Linked DNA regions of Homo sapiens: region 2 is linked to region 1. The links are chromatin contacts, found by Hi-C or POLR2A ChIA-PET in ENCODE. All regions are on one chromosome and are shown on one strand. Each heading gives the region's core, a stretch centred on a gene start or an enhancer-like site at or near the end of the contact. The rest is flanking DNA. Distances are from core to core; before and after follow the strand shown.

Region 1 (4,930 bases), core at 1,186-3,685:
CCTCTCCAGTAGCTGGAATTACAGGCACCCACCACCGCGCCTGGATAATTTTTGTATTTTTAGTAGAGACAGGGTTTCACCATGTTGGCCAGGCTGGTCTTGAACTCCTGACCTCGGGTGATCTGCCCACCTCGGCCTCCCAAAGTGCTGGGATTACAGGTGTAAGCCACCATACCTGGCCCAATAAATGGTGATGGAACAACTGGACATCCATATGGAAAAGAAAAAGTGATTCTAGATACAGACCTTACACCATTTATAAAAACTAACTCAAAAAGGATCATAGATCTAATTGTAAAATGCAAAAGTATAAAACTCCTCAAAGATAACATAGGAAGAAACCTAAATGAGTTTGGTTATGACAATGACTTTGTAAATACAATAACCAAAGGCCTGACCCACGAAAGGAATAATTGATGAGCTGGACTTGATTAAAATTAAAAACTGCTGCTCTGCATGTGTGGGGCAGGGAACATATGGGAAATCTCTGCATCTTCAAATTTTTCTGTGAACCTAAAACTGCTTTTGAAAAAAAGTCTTTAATTAAAAAAAAAACTTTTAAAGAAAAAAATGAGACAAATGAGTTGACAAATTCCTGAGAAAGCAAAGTAAATCGTTTGTCAAAATAATTATTGGACAATACAAAACTAGCCCAAATCTAAAATTTATAAATTAAAATTATAATTATATAAAACAAGTTTTGGAATGGATGTAAAATTTCTTTGGGTCCAAGAATGATCTTTTTCACCAATTCCCACTATTCAGATGTTGTTGAACACATCAGCACTGTGAAAGAAAAAACAAGTTATGGGGGAAAATATCTCAGAGTAAGTGGATCTGATTTTTTTTTTTTTTTTTTTTTGAGACGGAGTCTCACTCTGTTGCCAGGTCTCCAACTCCCCGGTTCAAGCAATTCTCCTGCCTCAGCCTCCTGAGTAGTTGGGATTACAGGCATGTGCCACCATGCCCAGCTAATTTTTGTATTTTTAGTAGAGACGGGATTTCACCATGTTGGCTAGGATGGTCTCGATCTTCTGACCTCATGATCTGCCTGCCTGAGCCTCCCAAAGTGCTGGGATTACAGGCATAAGCCACCACGCCTGGCCAGATCTGACTTTTAAGGCTACAAATAAACCACAGACTGATGTCAAATAGACAGAAACATTTGAATGCTGTGAAAAGACAAATGACACCCACAAAATACAAGGAAGAGAGGCACAGTTAAGATGTATAAAAAAGAAGGTGGTGGCTGGGTGCGGTGGCTCATGCCTGTAATCCCAGCACTTTGGAAGGCCAAGGTGGATGGATCACCTGAGGTCAAGAGTTCAAGACCAGCCTGGCCAACATGCCGAAACCCCGTCTCTACAAAAATACAAAAATTAGCCAGGCATGATGGCAGGTGCCTGTAATCCAAGCTACTTGGGAGGCTGAGGCAGGAGAACTGCTTGTACCCGGGAGACGGAGGTTGCAGTGAGCCGAGATCATGCCATTGCTCTCCAGACTCAGCGACAGAGCAAGACTCTGTCTCAAAAAAAAAAAAAAAAAAAAAAAAAAAAGGTGGCTTTTGGCTTATTAAAATATTGTACTTTTTTTTACTTTTTTTTTTGAGATGGAGTTTAGCTCTTGTTGCCCAGGCTGGAGTGCAGTGGCACGATCTCAGCTCACTGCAACCTCTCCCTCCTGGGTTCAAGCAATTCTCCTGCCTCAGCCTCCCAAGTAGCTGGAATTACAGGTGCCACGACCACACCTGGCTAATCGTTTGTATTTTCAGTAGCGACAGGGTTTCCTCATGTTGGCCAGGCTGGTCTCGAACTCCTGACCTCAGGTGATCCACCCATCTCGGCCTCCCAATGGGCTGGGATTACAGGCATGAGCCACTTCAGCCAGCCTTGTATACTTTTTTATTTTATTTTATTTTGAGACAGAATCTCACTCTGTCACACAGGCTGGAGTGCAGTGGTATGATCTCGGCTCACTGCAACCTCTGCCTCCCAGGTTCAAGCAATTCTTCTACCTCAGCCCCTTGAGTAGCTGGAATTACAGGCGCGGGCCACTACACCTGGCTAATTTTTGTGTTTTTAGTAGAGACAGGGTTTCACCATGTTGGTCAAACAGGTCTCGAACTCCTGACCTCGTGATCTGCCCGCCTCGGCCTCCCAAAGTGCTGGGATTACAGGTGTGAGCCACTGCGCCTGGCCTCTTATTCACTTTTTTAAAAGAGGATTTCAAAGCATCTGGAAAACATGCCTGCTGTTGGAAACCCTGCACGGCAAATTCAGTTTGCAAGCGTCATTCAGATGTTGGTTGACGACAATACACCCGCCTCTCGGGCTGAGCGGTTGCGCCGTGTTGGGTCCTTTTTCTGTCACTCGGTGACACTCCAAGTTCTGTGCAGTCCTTGGTACAAACAAGGCATGGTTTGGAGGGAAGGGACGATGGTGTTTGCATTGCTTGGGGAACAACCCAGCTAGCATTTTCCACATACTCTGCATATACTATCCAGTTTATGACACTGGAGAATCTTGCGTCTTCTGCTGGGAATCATTGGCTCTTCCTCCCCCATATTCACAGAATCTTGCCAGTCTTCGAACAGGTGGGGGTCAGTGACTGTGAGAACAGGCACCCCAGTCCCGGCTTTGAGTCTCCGTTCTGCTCCAATCTGCCCAGGCGTCTCCTTTCACTACCAGCTGCTAAGTAATCTCCTCTCCGACAGCTCGGCCAGGGCGACTCACAGCGCCCCCTGCCCTGCAGCCAGTGATCTATCCCGCTGCTCATTCCCCGGGGATCTGCCACCTCCAGCGCCGGTGCTGCCATCTGCTCTGGCCGCAGCCCGCCAGGGGACGCAGGGCCCAGGACGGGCAATGGGGGGGTGCCGCCCTCCCCAGCCCCCTCTGCGGCAACCCCCCCCCCCGCCCCCGGCAGCCTGAATCCCACCCACCCCGGGCCGCGACACTCCCACCACCGCCCGGGTGGCACCAGGCTCGCGCCACGAGCCGGGGTTGTGAGGACTCAGCGACTCTAGCAGCGCCGCGCACTGGGAATCTTTGAACAGTGCGTTGATCTTTGTGTTTTAATTACCACTGTCGCCCTTAGACCCAACACTCTAGTTTCTATTTATTTATTTATTTTTGAGACAGAGTCTCACTCTGTCGCCCACAGTGGAGTGCAGTGGTGTGATCACGGCTCACTGCAACGTCTGCCTCCTGGGTTCAAGCGATTCTCCTGACTCAGCCTCCTGAGTAGCTGGGATTACAGGCACCTGCCACCACGCCCGGCTCATTTTTGTATTTTTAGTAGAGACAGAGTTTCGCCATGTTGGCCAGACTGATCTTGAACTCCTGACCTCGGGTGATCCGCCCGTCTCAGCCTCCCAAAGTGCTGGGATTACAGGTGTGAGCCACCACGCCCGGCCTCGTTTTTAAAAATGAGTGTTTTTAAACACTCCTATTGGGAGGCTGGGCGCAGTGGCTCACACCTGTAATCCCAGCGCTTTGGAAGGCCGAGGCAGGTAGATCGCCTGAGGTCAGGAGTTCGAGACCAGCCTGGCCAACATGGCGAAACGCCGTCTCTACTAAAAATACAAAAATTAGCCAGGTGTGGTGGTACACATCTGTAATCCCAGCTACTTGGGAGGCTGAGGCAGGAGAATCACTTGAATCTGGGAGGCAGAGGTTGCAGTGAGCTGAGTTCACACCACTGCACTCCAGCCTGGGTGACCAGAGCGAAAACCTGTTTCAAAAAAAAAAAAAAAGAATTATTATATTGGGAGTATTTTGTTGTTTTTGTTGTTGTTAATTGAAAATCCATACCAATACTGAGAAAATCTCTCATTTTTTGTGTGTTACTGGCAAAGAGAAAATGGAAGAATGGCAACTAGAAGAACAAAACTTGGACACAGATGAGTGTCTATAAACGAGGGCCCTGGGCTTGGGGCTGAGGCTGGGTGCCAGTCAGTGTCAGCTCTCAGGAAGGGAACTGGGCAAAGGGATTTCTGTCCTTTTTGGATTTGTGTACCCACTTGTTTTGGACAGAAGAGGCTGGGTTATGCTACAGGAACAAACCTCCATGATCTCAGTGGCCTAAGTTCATGAAGCCTTTTTCTTGCTTAAGTTAAATATCCATGAAGTGGAGAGGGGCAGTCTATACCCAGTCCTCACTAAGGGACACAGGCTGACACAGACCCCTGTCTGGAACATTGACCACAGGGTCAAGGCAGTGATGACGCACGTTGTTCCCTGGCCGTTAAAGCTTGTACCTGGCAGGGATGTGTCACTTTCACTCCCATTTCATTGGCCAAAGCAAATCACGTGTTCACACCTAACCTCAATGATGCGGGAAAGCCTGACTCCACCATGGGCCCAAAAAGGGAGAAAGGGATGTTTCAGTGTAGCGACAGGATGATGACCAGCACATCATCCTGTCACTGCACTTGGTCAACTTCTTTGTGAAGGTCTGAACCAATAAGTAAGCCAAGGAAAAGGGAAGAGATGTGATCATTGGAAAGAAGCCACATTTGTCATCATTTCTAGGTTATTTTTCTATCCCCTGTCCACTTAAGAGGGCCATGCCTGGCAGAAGTTTGCATCAGTGCCCAGCCCACAGAGGCATGAGTAGGCCTGGGCACGGAGTACACAGTTACCCAGTATGCTCCTTACCTACCTGGCACCTCTTGGCTGACAGAAAAGCAAAAAGCTTCAATAGGTGAGAACCAGGGGAAAGAGACTTAAAACAAAGTATTAATAAATCATATTCACATAGGGCTTCTCGCTTGCAAGTTATAGTTTATGTCTGTTATTTTTTAATTTTCATGGTTATTGTAGTAGATATGTCACACTGTATCTCCAATTCACCAAAATGGATCAATGACTAAAAAGAGGTTCTATAAAATGCAAAGTAATGATGAAAATGGCAGCATAAATCCTCAGAAGGG
Region 2 (4,825 bases), core at 1,166-3,665, 600 kb before region 1:
CTACTATCACCCCCGTTTTACAGATTCAGAAAAAGGCACCTGCCCAGGTGGTACAGGCATTGTGGCTGCCCGGGCATTGTGTCTCCAGAGTGCTGCTATTACCTACTCCATTGAAATAGGACATGCTGTGGCCTGGGCAGTGGCTATAGCAGCAGAGATAACAAGAGAATTGTGCAGGTGGAAAATATGTTAAAGAGGGGGCAGCAGAGAATTTCAGCCTTTAGAGGGGTTTTAGTGGTGAATTGGCTGTGAAGGTGGAGCCTAGTTTCTTGGGGGACGTAGTGTCACTTAATAGACATAAAGACTTTCGGAGGGGCTGGTGTAGGCAAGATGGTGATATTTTGACATGTGTCAGGACGTGGCAAGCTCTTACTGTGTCTGAATCCCTAGAGTCTAATGCATAAAAGATGTTAAAGTATTTGTTAAAAGAATTATGAATTCCAAGGAGGAAATACAACTTAAGCCAAAGTCTGGAGGCAGGAAAGTGAGACAGGTTTGAGCCCCAGCGATACTTGCCATGAAGCAGGAGTGTGGAGTGCCAGAGGTCATTCCCATCTGTCCCAGCCCTTGTCTCACTGTCGTGTCCTGGGTGCTCACCCACCTCCCCTGTTGGATGGAAGCTCCTAAAGGCACACACCTCCTTGGGCTTGTCCGCAGCCTTGGTGTCCACCACAGGTTTTGGCACATAGATGCTGAGTGAGAGGAATGGCAAGCCTCGCAGCCAATGGAAAGAACACCTCTGCAGCTGCCACTTTGCTCCAAGCTGCATCGTCTCTTGCCTGAATTATTGCAGAAGCCTAGCCGGTCTCCTGCCTTCCACATGCCCCTCCCCCCGTAATCTTGTTCTCAACAGCAACCAAAGTGATCGTGTAAAATCAGAAGTCATTCCTTGTTTTTCCTCTGGGTGGCTCTCATTGTAGTCACTAAAAGGTGGCGGTCTTAGGGTGCCTGACAAGGGCTATATGACCTACCCCCACCCCCAGCCAAACTTGGTCTCTTCCTGCTACCCACTCCCCCTACTCCAGCTGTTTTTGTTGTTGTTTTTGGTTTGTTTTTTTTTTTTTTGAGATGGAGTCTTGCTTTGTCACCCAGGCTGGAGTACAGTGGTGCAGTCTCATCTCACTCCAACCTCTAGCCTCCCGAGTTCAAACGATGCTCCTGCCTCAGCCTCCCGAGTAGCTGGGATTACAGGTGCCCACCACCACACCCAGCTAATTTTCGTTATTTTTAATACAGACGGGGTTTCACCATGTTGGCCACGCTGATCTCGAACTCCTGACCTCAGGTGACCTGCCTGCCTCGGCCTCCCAAAGTGCTGAGATTACAGGTGTGAGCCACCGCACCCAGCCATTCCAGCTGTTTTGTGTTTTTCAAACACATTTGACACATTTCTGCTTCAGGGCCTTTGCACTGGGTGTTCCCTCTACCTAGACAAATGCTCTTTCCCCGGATATCCACAGCTCTCTTCGAGTCATTTCAGTGAGACCTTCTCATTCCCTCCTATTTGAAATTGCACCCTCCACCCCTGGAATTCCCCTTTTCTGTTTCCTCTTTTGTTTTTCTCCATGAAATGTTTGCGCTTCTAAAATACTGGGTCCTTTGTCCTTCATCTCTCACTGAAGCGAAAGCTCCAGAGTAGCTCCCTTGGTGAGTAGTATTCAGGACATAATTGTTGGAAAATGGGGGTGGGGGCCAAGAGCCTGGGGCTTTCAGCAGGACCTGTGTGGAGAATGCATTTGATGGAGAAGAGCCCAGCCGCTGTAATAACCTGGGAAGGGAACGATGAGGTCTTTGGCAGGGCCATGGGCCAGGGACTGAGAATGGTTCCAGGGGGAGTGAATCTGAAATGGTGCTCCCTGCCTGCTACCCACAGACGAGTACCGGAAGCGAGAGTGTCGAGACCACCTCAGAGTAAACCTGAAGTTTCTGACCAGGACGAGAAGCACCGTGGCTGAGTCTGTGAGCCAGCAGGTTGGTCGAGGGTACTATAGGAAGGGACCTGGGAGGTGAGAGCCGAGGCTGTTCCCCTAGGGACCCATGGCGGTCTCAGCCCTGAGCATAGGGTGGGAGGCTGGGCCAGCCCTGCCCTGCGCCGAACTCCCCTGTGACCTTTGCGGGCCTCCTCTGCTCTTGAAATGATGGGCCCTCGGTCCCGCACCCTCGCCAGATTTTGCGCCAGAACCGGGGCCGCAAGGCCTGTGACCGGCCTGTGGCCAAGACCAAGAAGAAGAAGGCTGAGGGCACCGTGTTCACCGAGGAAGACTTCCAGAAGTTCCAGCAGGAATACTTCGGCAGCTAGGCTCCCTGGAGGGCACGGTGAAGAGGCCTTCAAGCCCTGCAGCCTCCGACTCCTGCTGGCTCCAGGAACCGGCCGTGCCGCGCGGCCAGCAGATGGCGATGCAGGACCAGCCTGGCTCGAGGAAGCCGCGGAGCTGAGCCGAGTGGAGGCTGGAATGGAGCTGGTGGGCCGGAAGTCCTGGGGAGGATTTACACACAGACCGGAGCTGGCTTCCGCAGGCCTGGGCAGAGCATCTGCACCTGCCGGAAAGGAACGTATCTGTTTTGTTTGCTTTTGCCCAGGTGGGGCCTCTGGGCTGTTTGCTGTGGAGCAAGGCTAATTCCTGAGCCCTTGGGGACGACAGCTCCAGGAGTAGGAAGAAGGGTGGGCTTCCAAGTTACAATAAATGTGAACCCAAGAGCTGTGTTTGCTGCTGGTCTGCCCCACAGGGTGTCTCCCATCTCCTGTGGCACCAAAGCGCCACGCTGCCTTCCCCATCTCCCAGCGTGCTTCTGAGCTCCGGGTCACAAGTCCTCCAGTCCAGCCCCGGCAGGCAGCCATCAGAACACCCACCTCTGCTGCCAGGGGCGCCTCCCTCCTCTGGGGATGGCCACCACAGCTGAAAAGGTGACTCTTGAGGCAAAAATAGCTGCTGGGAGCAGTTCCAGTGCAGGTGGCTGGGTCCGGCAGTGGGAGTGTTGCTACTTCCGCCTGCGCCCGGGGAGCGTGGAGTCCGCCATGAGCGGAGCATTTCACCCGGTGTGTTCCTTTTCTGGCTCATGCTCTGGTGAGCAGCCAGGTGGGGTCAAATGCCTGTCATAGTGGGGAGGGGACAGTAGAGAGGACTCAGGAGGTAACCTGAAGAAACGGTTTCACACTCAGGTGTGCCTGAGCTGAAGGATGGAGGCGAGGGGAGGCAGGCGGGACCCTTCCAGCAGGCATGGGGTGGGATCAGGAGGTGAAGGACAGGCAGGCACTGAATGACTGTGTGAGTGAAGACAGGAGGCGGAAGCGGAGGCAGGGCCAGCGGAGGAGAGGTGAGAAGTGAGAGCCCAGGAGTCTTTCATCAGGGGGCCTGAGGGGAAGGGACCTGGGAAGCCTTCAGGCAGCTGCTTTTGTCTCCTAAACTCTCTCCTCCCCACCATAGCCTAAGGGCTCCTTTGCTGTGGTGACTCCCATTGCTGCTGGTCGAGAGCCTGGCAGTCCCCTGAGGCTGGGTTTGATGGGAGTGACATCTGGCTCCCTGGGTTCCCTGACGACATTGCCTTCGGGCCTGTTATTTGTAACAGCACTTGCTCCCCCACTGCCCTGGGTGGTCTGTTCCTGGTCTTTAACCGTGTTCCATCCTAAATGAGGACATGAGGGGGCCACACATCTTCCGGGGGCAGAGCTGGAGTCAGGTCCTGTCTCCAGGCGACCTCCATCAGCAGGGGGATGGGGAGGGAGTGTGCTGTGACCCCAAACCTTAGAGACCAGGGCCTCTTCCTGCCTGCTGGGCTGTAATGACCCCACTGGGCAGAGAAACTTGGATATCCGTGGAGACTAGTGGCCTTAATATTTTAAGCGGCTTAACAAAAAGCCAACTCAGCCTCTAGCGCCTGGAAGAACAGGCTGACCATAGGCCCAGGGCCCCTTTCTAACAAGAACACGCCCACTGTTACATAATCGCCCAGGTGTTCTTCCTGCTCCCTCCCTGTGTAGAGTGCAGAGTGACAGGCACTGTCCCACGAGGAGGATGGGAGCCAGGGTCCTGCTGCTTCCCCACTTGTGAGCTTCCCCATAAATCTTACACTTAATGCCAAATAACACTATTGGGTGCCTGTCCATGCCCCTCTGGGTGACAGTCATTTGTGTTTACTGCTGGCACTCTGGTCCAGTGGGTCAAGGACAGGACACTGAGGAGTCTGCCTTTTAACTGTCACCCTGAGCAGTTCTGGTGCAGCTGTCTGGAAGGCAGCAGGGAGCTGGGGTGACTGGGGTAGCACTGGAGGAGAGAGGGTTTGTCCCCATGGGGGGCCGAAGAGGTGCTGTGATGGCCAGGACCTGGTGACCAACAGGGCCCAAATAAGAGGACACTGAGGCCAGACATAGTGGTTCACACATGTAATCCCAGCACTGTGGGAGGCTGAGGCAGGTGGATCACCTGAGGTCAGGAATTCAAGACCAGCCTGGCCAACATGGCAAAATTCCATCTCTACAAAAAAAATACAATAATTAGCTGGGCATGGTGGTGTGCACTCATGGTCCCAGCTGCTTGTGGGGAAAAGGGCTGGGGTGGGAAGATCACTGGGACCCGAGAGGCAGAGGCTGCAGTGAGCCAAGATGGCGTTACTGCACCTCAGCCTGGGTGACAGCAAGACCCTGTCTCAAAAAAAGAGGACACTGAGTTGTCACTTCAACCCAGGGCCGACAGGACAAAGCAGGAGGCCTCCCTCAGTCTAGACATCATGGATGGGTATGAAAGCACCGGAAGCGTCACAGGTGGTTTGGGGAAGCAGGGTTTGAGGAAGCCACCCCATGACCCAGAGGAGGGCCCCAGCCATGGCT

What was found. Hi-C counts contacts between places; a loop is a spot of excess contacts on that map. ChIA-PET counts read pairs that join two places held with the same protein, here RNA polymerase II (POLR2A). Pooled maps may share reads with other maps.
Region 2: a pooled map shows a loop between it and region 1 (4-fold over the local background). The contact joins two enhancer-like sites. A Hi-C loop is called at or near these places in 1 of 50 pooled maps. POLR2A ChIA-PET finds 5 or more read pairs at or near these places in 2 of 52 experiments (Panc1 and WTC11).

What each region holds. Positions count from the first base shown.
Region 1 is chr22:38,925,301-38,930,230 of GRCh38, reverse strand. LOC105373032 (a long non-coding RNA gene) reads right to left here. Exons shown (of 3, transcript XR_938256.2): 3 at 3,772-4,930. Among named protein-coding and RNA genes, the nearest start is that of APOBEC3A, 30 kb to the left of the region's middle. Within about 2 kb of position 2,435, at least 18 of the 41 ENCODE cell types and tissues checked have a DNase peak (open chromatin) inside an H3K27ac peak, as active enhancers do.
Region 2 is chr22:39,526,966-39,531,790 of GRCh38, reverse strand. It overlaps RPS19BP1 (ribosomal protein S19 binding protein 1), which reads left to right. Exons shown (of 4, transcript NM_194326.4): 3 at 1,874-1,971; 4 at 2,168-2,698. The coding sequence ends at 2,299. Among named protein-coding and RNA genes, the nearest start is that of RPS19BP1, 3.4 kb to the left of the region's middle. RefSeq lists enhancers at 2,079-2,328, 2,649-2,868, 2,889-2,938, 2,949-3,178, 3,599-3,648 and 1 more. Within about 2 kb of position 2,415, at least 24 of the 41 ENCODE cell types and tissues checked have a DNase peak (open chromatin) inside an H3K27ac peak, as active enhancers do.